Linked DNA regions of Homo sapiens: region 2 is linked to region 1. A link is an interaction called in ENCODE POLR2A ChIA-PET data of the cell type or tissue named here. Cell type or tissue: CD4-positive, alpha-beta T cell. All regions are shown on one strand.

Region 1 (4,000 bases):
AAGTAGTGCGCTTCGATCGTTTTTTTCCTCAACACACCTGAGAGATGTTCATAGCCCACCAGTGACAGTATAGCTTCCTAGAGCAATGATTGCCACCAAGAACTGGGGGAGTGAACTATAGAAAGTTGAAAAAGCCTCCCAAGTGATTTTCATACCCAGTATAGGGGTGTAAACGGCGGTCTTAGCCCCCGGGGATTGCTGGTCCCTAGAGTGTACTTACCGCTATGCAGGCTGGCCTGGTGACTCTCCTGGTATTTTCTCACCCCTTCAGGGAGGTGCACTGCTAGGAGGTGTGAATGCCCTCCACACTTCCTTTCCTGAAAACCCTGGAGAGCAGTACCAGAGACAGTGTGAACTTATTCTGGAAAAGCTAGAGCTGCAGAGCCTCTTGAGTGAAGAGCTTAGAAGACTTGAAAGGTGAGGAATGAAAACCCAGAAAGGCATACAATGGAAAATCCTTGTTTGGCATTTAGTGAAACAAAGCAAGTGTGCATTAAGTGGAAAAATCTATCTATCAGGTGTTGGGTCAGTAAGTTCTTAGGACAGGCAGATACTATCTATAGGAGACTGTTTCAGTTTTCTACTGCTGTATAATCAACTGCTCCAAAACTCAGTGACTGCGAACACCACCCCCACCAGCATTTTAGTGTTCACTTTTCTGGGTATCAGACATTCAGGCAGGCTCGGTGGGGATAGCTTGTCTTTGCTCCACATTGTGTTGGCTGAGATAACAACTCAGCAATGACAGAAGCAACATTTCAAAACTTACCTTTCTAATGACTCATTAAAATGTGAATAATAGACAAGGAGGATACATGGGAAGAAACATGTCACATGCCTTAGTGTGAATGTGGACTCTACCAAAAAAATTTTGCCCAAACTATTAATGTTCGCATACTCCCGAAATATGTGGACTTCTAAAAACCTAGGTTTTGCGTGTAAGCCTGAGAAATAGGAGTGAGGAATGGCAAGTTTATCCATTTTTGGTGTCTTCATGATCAGTGTGAATGGCTTAATAATTGACCTGCAGCTCTTACTGGTGTTGGTCTCAAAGCCGGGGTCTGGTGAATGAAGTACATGAAAAAGTGGAACAGCTGCAAAGAATTTGGGGACCACATTGAGACTGTTGACTACGTTAAAAAAAAATCCTTGAGAATTCTTCCTTCTCACAGCATCCTTCTCTTTCTAGTTTTTGAAACTTCAGCACAGCCTTCCTGGGGAAGTGCGGGGATGGGCATTATCCTGTTAATAGCCAGGTGCCAGACTGCAGTAAACTTGCACTTTGTATAAAATTCGCCCCTCTTTCTTTTGGTCTCCTGGCTCATTTTATGATCCAGAACATGGTGCCAAGATCAAAGTTATTCCTTTGGGTTGTTTATGATTTGATGTAGCTGATTCTTTTCAAGCCGCTCCTGGGCTTGGCTTTGCTTTTGGAGAGGCTGCTCATTTTGACTGATCCAAGCTACCAGAAACTGACATATGCTGGATTCGGGAAAGGAGAAAAAGTGAGGCCCAGAATCATTGTTATGAATTAGAAAGATGGCAATTAGACTTCCCAAATTTAAAATGACCCTCCTGGAGGGAAAGAAAGGAAAAACGAAAGAGTATTTGACAATCTAAAAGACAGGATTCTACCTTAAAATGTTTTTTTCTACTGGTATTTATTTATAATGTAGAGGCATGTTCTGGTGTTGATCCTCCTGAAAGCAACAAAACCAGGTACTATGCAAATGAAAGTGAATTACCTCCAAGGCACAATCTAATGCTAATCTTATCAAGTGAGAAAAAACCCAACCAGCATATGAGTTTTTACTGTTTTGGAAAGAGTTCTCTGTTCCTTAAGGAGATAATTATAATGAAACCATTTATAGTTTTATCATGCTTTACTTCCAGAAAATGCTTTATACTGGTGACAGTCTGACTCGGCCATTCTATGTGCCTCAAAACAGAGTGCAGGCGGGGCACGGTGGCTCACACCTGTAATCCCAGCACTTTGTGAGGCCAAGGTGGGCAGATCACTTGAGGTCAGGAGTTCAAGACCAGCCTGGCCAACATGGTGAAACACTGTCTCTACTAAAAATACAAAAATTAGCTGGGTGTGTTGGCGGGCGCCTGTAATTCCAGCTACTCGGGAGGCTGAGGCAGGAGAATTGCCTGAACCCAAGAGGTGGAGGTTGCAGTGAGCCAAGATTGAGTGAAACTCCATCTGAAAAAAAAAGAAAGACTAAAATAATAGGGCTTAGTCTACCCTAACTTATTCTCATCTTTTAGGAGATTTTTGCAGAACTTTAACAATTATCAGTATCCCTGACCTCAATTTGATGCTGAAAAGTATGCTAGGTAGTAGTAATTTTGAAAGCTATTTGCTTTTTTGTTTGGTTGTAACTCAAATTAGTAAAAATGAACATGGGTTTGCCCCGGGGGGCAGAGGTTTCAGTGAGCCGTGATCGTGCCACTGCACTCCAGCCTGGGTGACAGAGAGAGACTCTGTCTAAAAAAAAAAAAAAAAAAAAAAAAAAAAAAAAAAAGGTGGGTTTGCTTATTGATATTTTCAAACCTACTGTGAATGAATGTAACCCAATATGTTTACAATAATTTTGGGGGCTTTTTTTCTGATTATAAAGGTAATGCATGTTTTTATTTTGTATTTTTAAAAGTAGCAGTGATGAATTAATTAGAAAACAAAAAAATCACATGTAGTCTTATTTCCCAGAGATATATACCATTAACATTTTAATGTATTTAAATATATTTAAATATAAGGTATTTCCTTATATTTTCTATGATTATACATGAATTTTAGAATAACTTACTCATCTGCTTTCTGGTATAATATCTTTTCAAAGTAAGCACGTAGAAGAGGGATCATATTGTACTTTATAAGAAAAAGGCATTTCTAGGTTGTCAGGAAAGGCTTTCTAAAGGACCTACTTCTAGGGAACTACAATCCTTATTAGGAAGTCATCCTCCCTCATGACCAAAGGGAAATTTGAAATGAAAATATGAGATCTGGCAAGATGGCCAAATAGGAACAGCTGTGGTCTGCAGCTCCCAGCAAGACCAATGCAGAAGGCAGGTGATTTCTGCGTTTCCAGCTGAGGTACCCAGTTCATCGCATTGGGACTACTGGTTAGGCAGTGGGTGCAGCCCACAGAAGGTGAGCAGAAGCAGGGTGGGGCATCACCTCACCCTGGACTTACAAGGACCCGGAGGACTTCCCTCCCCCAGCCAAGGAAAGCAGTGAGGGACTGTGCTACCTGGCCTGGATACTACGCTTTTCCCATGGTTTTTGCAATCCACGGATCAGAAGATTCCCTCATGAGCCTACACCACCAGGGCCCTGGGTTTCAAGCACAAAACTGGGTGGCAATTTGGGCAGACACTGAGCTAGCTTCAGGAGTTTTTTTTCATACCCCAGTGGCACCTGGAACCCCAGCGAGACAGAACCATTCACTCCCCTGGAAAGGGGGCTGATGGCAGGGAGCTGAATGGTCTCAGTGGGTCCCACTCCCATGGAGTCTAGCAAGCCAAGAACCACTGGCTTGAAATTCTTGCTGCCAGCACACCATTCTGAAGTCGACTTGGGATGATCGAGCTTGTAGGGGGAGGAGTGTCCCCCGTTACTGAGGCTTGAGTAGGCGGTTTTCCTCTGACAGTGCTAAGGAGGCCAGGAGGTTTGGACTGGGTGGAATCCACCACAGTGTGGCGAATTGGCTGTGGCCAGATACCTTCTCTAGATTCCTCTTCACTGGGCAGGGCATCTCTGAAAGAAAGGAGCCCCAGTCAGGGGCTTGCAGATAAAACTCCCTGGGACAGAGCACCTGGGGGAAGGGGAAGCTGTGGGTGTTGCTTCAGCAGACTAAAACTTTCCTGCCTGCCAGCTCTGAAGAGAGCAGCTGATCCTAACTAGGAGGATTCTAGCAGCACACTCTGCTAAGGGACAGACTGCTTCCTCAGGTTGGTCCCTGACCCCTGTGCCTCCTGACTGAGAGAGACCACC
Region 2 (4,000 bases), 300 kb after region 1:
TGGGTTCTTGGCTTTGTGCGGGAAGGAAAACAGCGAGCCGACAGTACAGGGAAAGCACGTTTGTTAAGAAAGTAGAGCCGGACGCGGTGGCTCATGCCTGTAATCCCAGCACTTTGGGAAGCCGAATCGGGCAGATCACCTGAAGTTGGGAGTTTAAGACCAGCCTGACCAACATGGAGAAACCTCCGTCTCTACTAAAAATACAAAATTAGCTGGGCATGGTTCTACAGCCAGCTACTCAGGAGGGCGAGGCAGGAGAATCGCTTGAACCCAGGAGGCAGAGGTTGCGGTGAGCTCTATCGCGCCATCGCACTCCAGCCTGGGCAACAAGAGTGAGACTGCGTCTCAATTAAAAAAAAAAAAAAAAAAAAAAAAAAGAAAAAGTAAAGGAATGAAACAGTGGCTGCGCCACAGGCAGAGCAGCCCTGAGGGTTGCTGGTTGGCTATTTTTATGGCTGTTTCTTGATCATATGCTAAACAAGAGGTGGATTATTCATGAATTTTCCAGGAAAGTGGCAAGGAATTCCCAGAATTCTCCTTCACCTTTCAGACCATATAGGGTGACTTAAGGATTTTGCCATGGCCTTTGTAAACTATGTTATGGCACTGGTGGGAGTTTACTTTAGTATTCTAATGTATTATGATTAGCATATAATGAGAAGTAAAGATGACCAGAGGTCGCTTTCATGGCTGTCTTGGTTTTGGCAAGTTTTGGCCAGCTTTTTTACCCCATCCTATTTTATAAGCCAGGTCTTTGTGACCTGTATCTTGTGAAACCAGTTCTGCTGCAAACCTGTCTCAATAGTAGAAGCAGTGGAATAATGTGGTCCTTAAGATCAGGTGCTCCTTTGTTGGGCTGCCTGGGTTTGAATGTTAGCTCTGCCAATTAAGTATAAATAAGATTGTAGGTAGTGTTTAACTGGGAAGATTTTGCGGGACTGACTTGTACAAGAACTAGCTAATCAGAAAGGATGCCTATTTATGGATGGAGCGGGGTCCTGAAGGTCACTTGTGCTGGGGAGTAACTGTGTTATTTGTTGGATCATGGGGCATTCTGGAGAGTGGCCTGGACAGTGAAAGAGACAGTCCGCACAGTGGTGTAAACAGCAGTTAGTTACCAACCACAGTGAAACTACTTCAGTATTCTAACAGCTAACATTATCTGTACTGATGCATACTGGCTGAATATCAGCCCTTATTGTATATTAGGCAAGGGAGAGAATGAAATTCAGAGGCAGATGTCTAACCTGCCCCTGTAACACTATGTGTCACTTTTGAAATATCTTCCCATCTGACAAAAGTATGTGCCTTCTTTTCAACTGATCTCTATCCTTAGTCTGTTCATCCTATCCTGTCTCCTGCATGAAACATCCCATCCTAATATTACTTGACAGTCATCTCAAAGAGTTAATCTGTGACTGGTTGATGTTATGCAATTACTGGTTTATTTTGAAGGTCTTATTAATAGCATTTTTGGAAAGTAAAGGATAAAAATATCACTACACATTTGAATTCTCTTGAAGTTGCTTTGTGGTGTTTATACATCTTTTGGCTTGCCAAAGAACTGTGTTCCTATTTGATTTACCAGTTATACTAGGTTCCTAGAGATGATATAACAGAGTATCACAAATGAGCTAGCTTAAACACCAGAAATTGTCTCACAGTTCTGGAAGTTGAAAGTTAGAAATCAAGGTGTTGGCAGAGTTGGTTCCTTTGGATGACTGTGAAGCAGAATTTGTCCCATGCCTCTCTCCTAGCTTTTGGTCTTTGGCTTTCCTTGTCTTGTAGATGTGTCATTCCAATCTCTACTTTGATATTCACATGGCATTGTCTCTGTGTCTCTTCACATAGTCTTCCTTGTGTACGTAGGTCCAAAATTTCCCCTTTCTTTAGGGACACCAAACATTGAATTAGGCCTTACCTTAAGGAGCTCATCTTAGCTTGACTCATCTGCAAAGACCCTATTTCCAAATAAGATCACTTTCTGAAGTTACAAGAGGTTAGGACTTCAACTTATCTTTTTAAGGAATACAGTCAAACCTATAACACCAATATTTTTAAATGTTTGCTGCTTTTTCAACGGAAGAAATATAAGGATATCTGCCATGTTAGTTTCTACCGTTGGTTTATTTAAATATCTGAAACCTTTCTTACATTCTAAGCAATTTTTTCTAAGTGATATATTTCATCCAAATTATCTACTTAGTAGATGGTTATATATTTTCCATTTTCTATGGATATACTTACTACTGTTGTAGAAAAAAATTGGGTTCTTGTCACACGACCAGGGAGGATTAGGCATGCAGACACCTTGAAGGGTGATTGGAAAGGAATTTATTGGGTGAAAAGGAAAAAAGAAACAGACAAACAAACAATCATCAAAGCAAGATAGAGCCCTGCTAACAGGTCCTCCACCTCACAGATTGATTTCCAGGTCACCAGGTGAGCTGAAGAGAGCAGGCTCCTCCCCCGCATAAGGCAGGAATTCCCCATGGCTCCACCCATTTCCCCCAGAACGCATGCTGGGCTCCAGTCAGCTATGGGCATGCCCACATGAGCCCTGGGCAGGTTTCCTCATCTGCACAGAAGCATCTGCACACTTGTGGAGTGGGTCAGAGATTCTCCAAGGACCCCTTTTTATCTGCCTAGGCATTTGGTTGTCTCACTACTGAGTGAAAATATTTGTGATTTTGAAATTCTAATGTAACTAAATGATGATGTGATGCATGTCAACTTGAAGTCTGAATACTACAGATACTGCTTTTATTTTCTTGTGGAAAATCTCCTGCTAATGTTTGTCTAGTTAAGCCATGGCACATTCCTACATTGTATTACTCCCTTAATGATTAATCTCATTTCCAGAAAACTTCCACTTCCACTTCCACAAGGTAATGGGAATAAGATCTTATATGGTTTTGTTTGTTTGTTTGTTTGTTTAGACAGAGTCTTGCTCTGTCACCCAGGCTAGAGTGCAGTGGCGTGATCTCGGCTCACTGCAAGCTCCGCCTCCCGGGTTCACGCCATTCTTCTGCCTCAGCCTCCCGAGTAGCTGGGACTACAGGCGCCTGCCACCACGCCTGGCTAATTTTTTGTATTTTTAGTAGAGATGGGGTTTCACCGTATTAGCCAGGATGGTGGTGATCTCCTGACCTCGGCCTCCCAAAGTGCTGGGATTACAGGCGTGAGCCACCGCGCCTGGCCAAGATCTTATATAGTTTTATAATTTGCCAGGATAAACGTTCTGTTGTCATTAATTCTTCATTAGATGTATACATTTCCTTTAGAACTTCCTTGAAATTGTCCAAGTTATGTTGTATTCATAGTGTGATTTCCGAAAGTATTAAAAAATCAAAGAGGGAGTTCTTTTTTTTTAATATAAATCTTTGGGAAAATATGATAATATATAAATATTTTCTTTAAATATTTTAGTATACTAATTGTGTAAACATGTTTCTGCAGGTTTTGACTGGATCATCTCGTCAAAGTTATTCACCTGGCTATCAGGATTTCAGTAAGTGGGAATCAATGTTGAAAATAAAAGAAGGACTTCTAAGGCAGAAAGAAATTGTAATCGATCGGTGAGTCTATTTTAAATTATTAAATATTTCAGGCCTACAGAAATTTAGATTAATGAAACAATTAACTTTATGTCCACTACATAGAATTTAAGATCTAGAACCTTACAGATTCATTGATGTCACATCTCTGCCCCTCCTCAATCCCAATCCTTTAAAGAAGTACTGTTAGAACTGATGGTTTATCTGTCTGATTTCTGTCATCCCTCCTATTCATTTTAGTGAATTATTTCATTATTTGGAAGCTCCATTCTGTCTTTTCTGTACGTGTAGCGGGTTAGCTGCAATGCTAATCAGCTATTAGAGCTACAAGATAATGTCTTCGTGTTTTAACCCTTGAGAACTATCCAGTTGGAAAGCTAATTTAAAGCAGTCATTTCCTTTAATGTATGCTAGGTCTGAAGCCACAGAAACTACAAAAATGA

Evidence for each region. Peaks named below come from ENCODE experiments on the same cell type or tissue, not always from the same donor. Only the 100,000 strongest peaks of a DNase experiment are listed, where the experiment ranks them.
Region 2: POLR2A ChIA-PET joins it to region 1 with 6 read pairs; 2 of 35 experiments call an interaction of 5 or more read pairs at or near these places.

What each region holds. Positions count from the first base shown.
Region 1 is chr6:118,822,564-118,826,563 of GRCh38, reverse strand. It overlaps MCM9 (minichromosome maintenance 9 homologous recombination repair factor), which reads left to right. Exons shown (of 14, transcript NM_017696.3): 13 at 272-417. Among named protein-coding and RNA genes, the nearest start is that of ASF1A, 70 kb to the left of the region's middle. In CD4-positive, alpha-beta T cell, no CTCF peak of the experiment used is centred here; no DNase peak of the experiment used is centred here.
Region 2 is chr6:118,523,380-118,527,379 of GRCh38, reverse strand. It overlaps CEP85L (centrosomal protein 85L), which reads left to right. Exons shown (of 13, transcript NM_001042475.3): 4 at 3,460-3,578. Among named protein-coding and RNA genes, the nearest start is that of PLN, 23 kb to the left of the region's middle. In CD4-positive, alpha-beta T cell, no CTCF peak of the experiment used is centred here; a DNase peak (open chromatin) is centred at 2,489.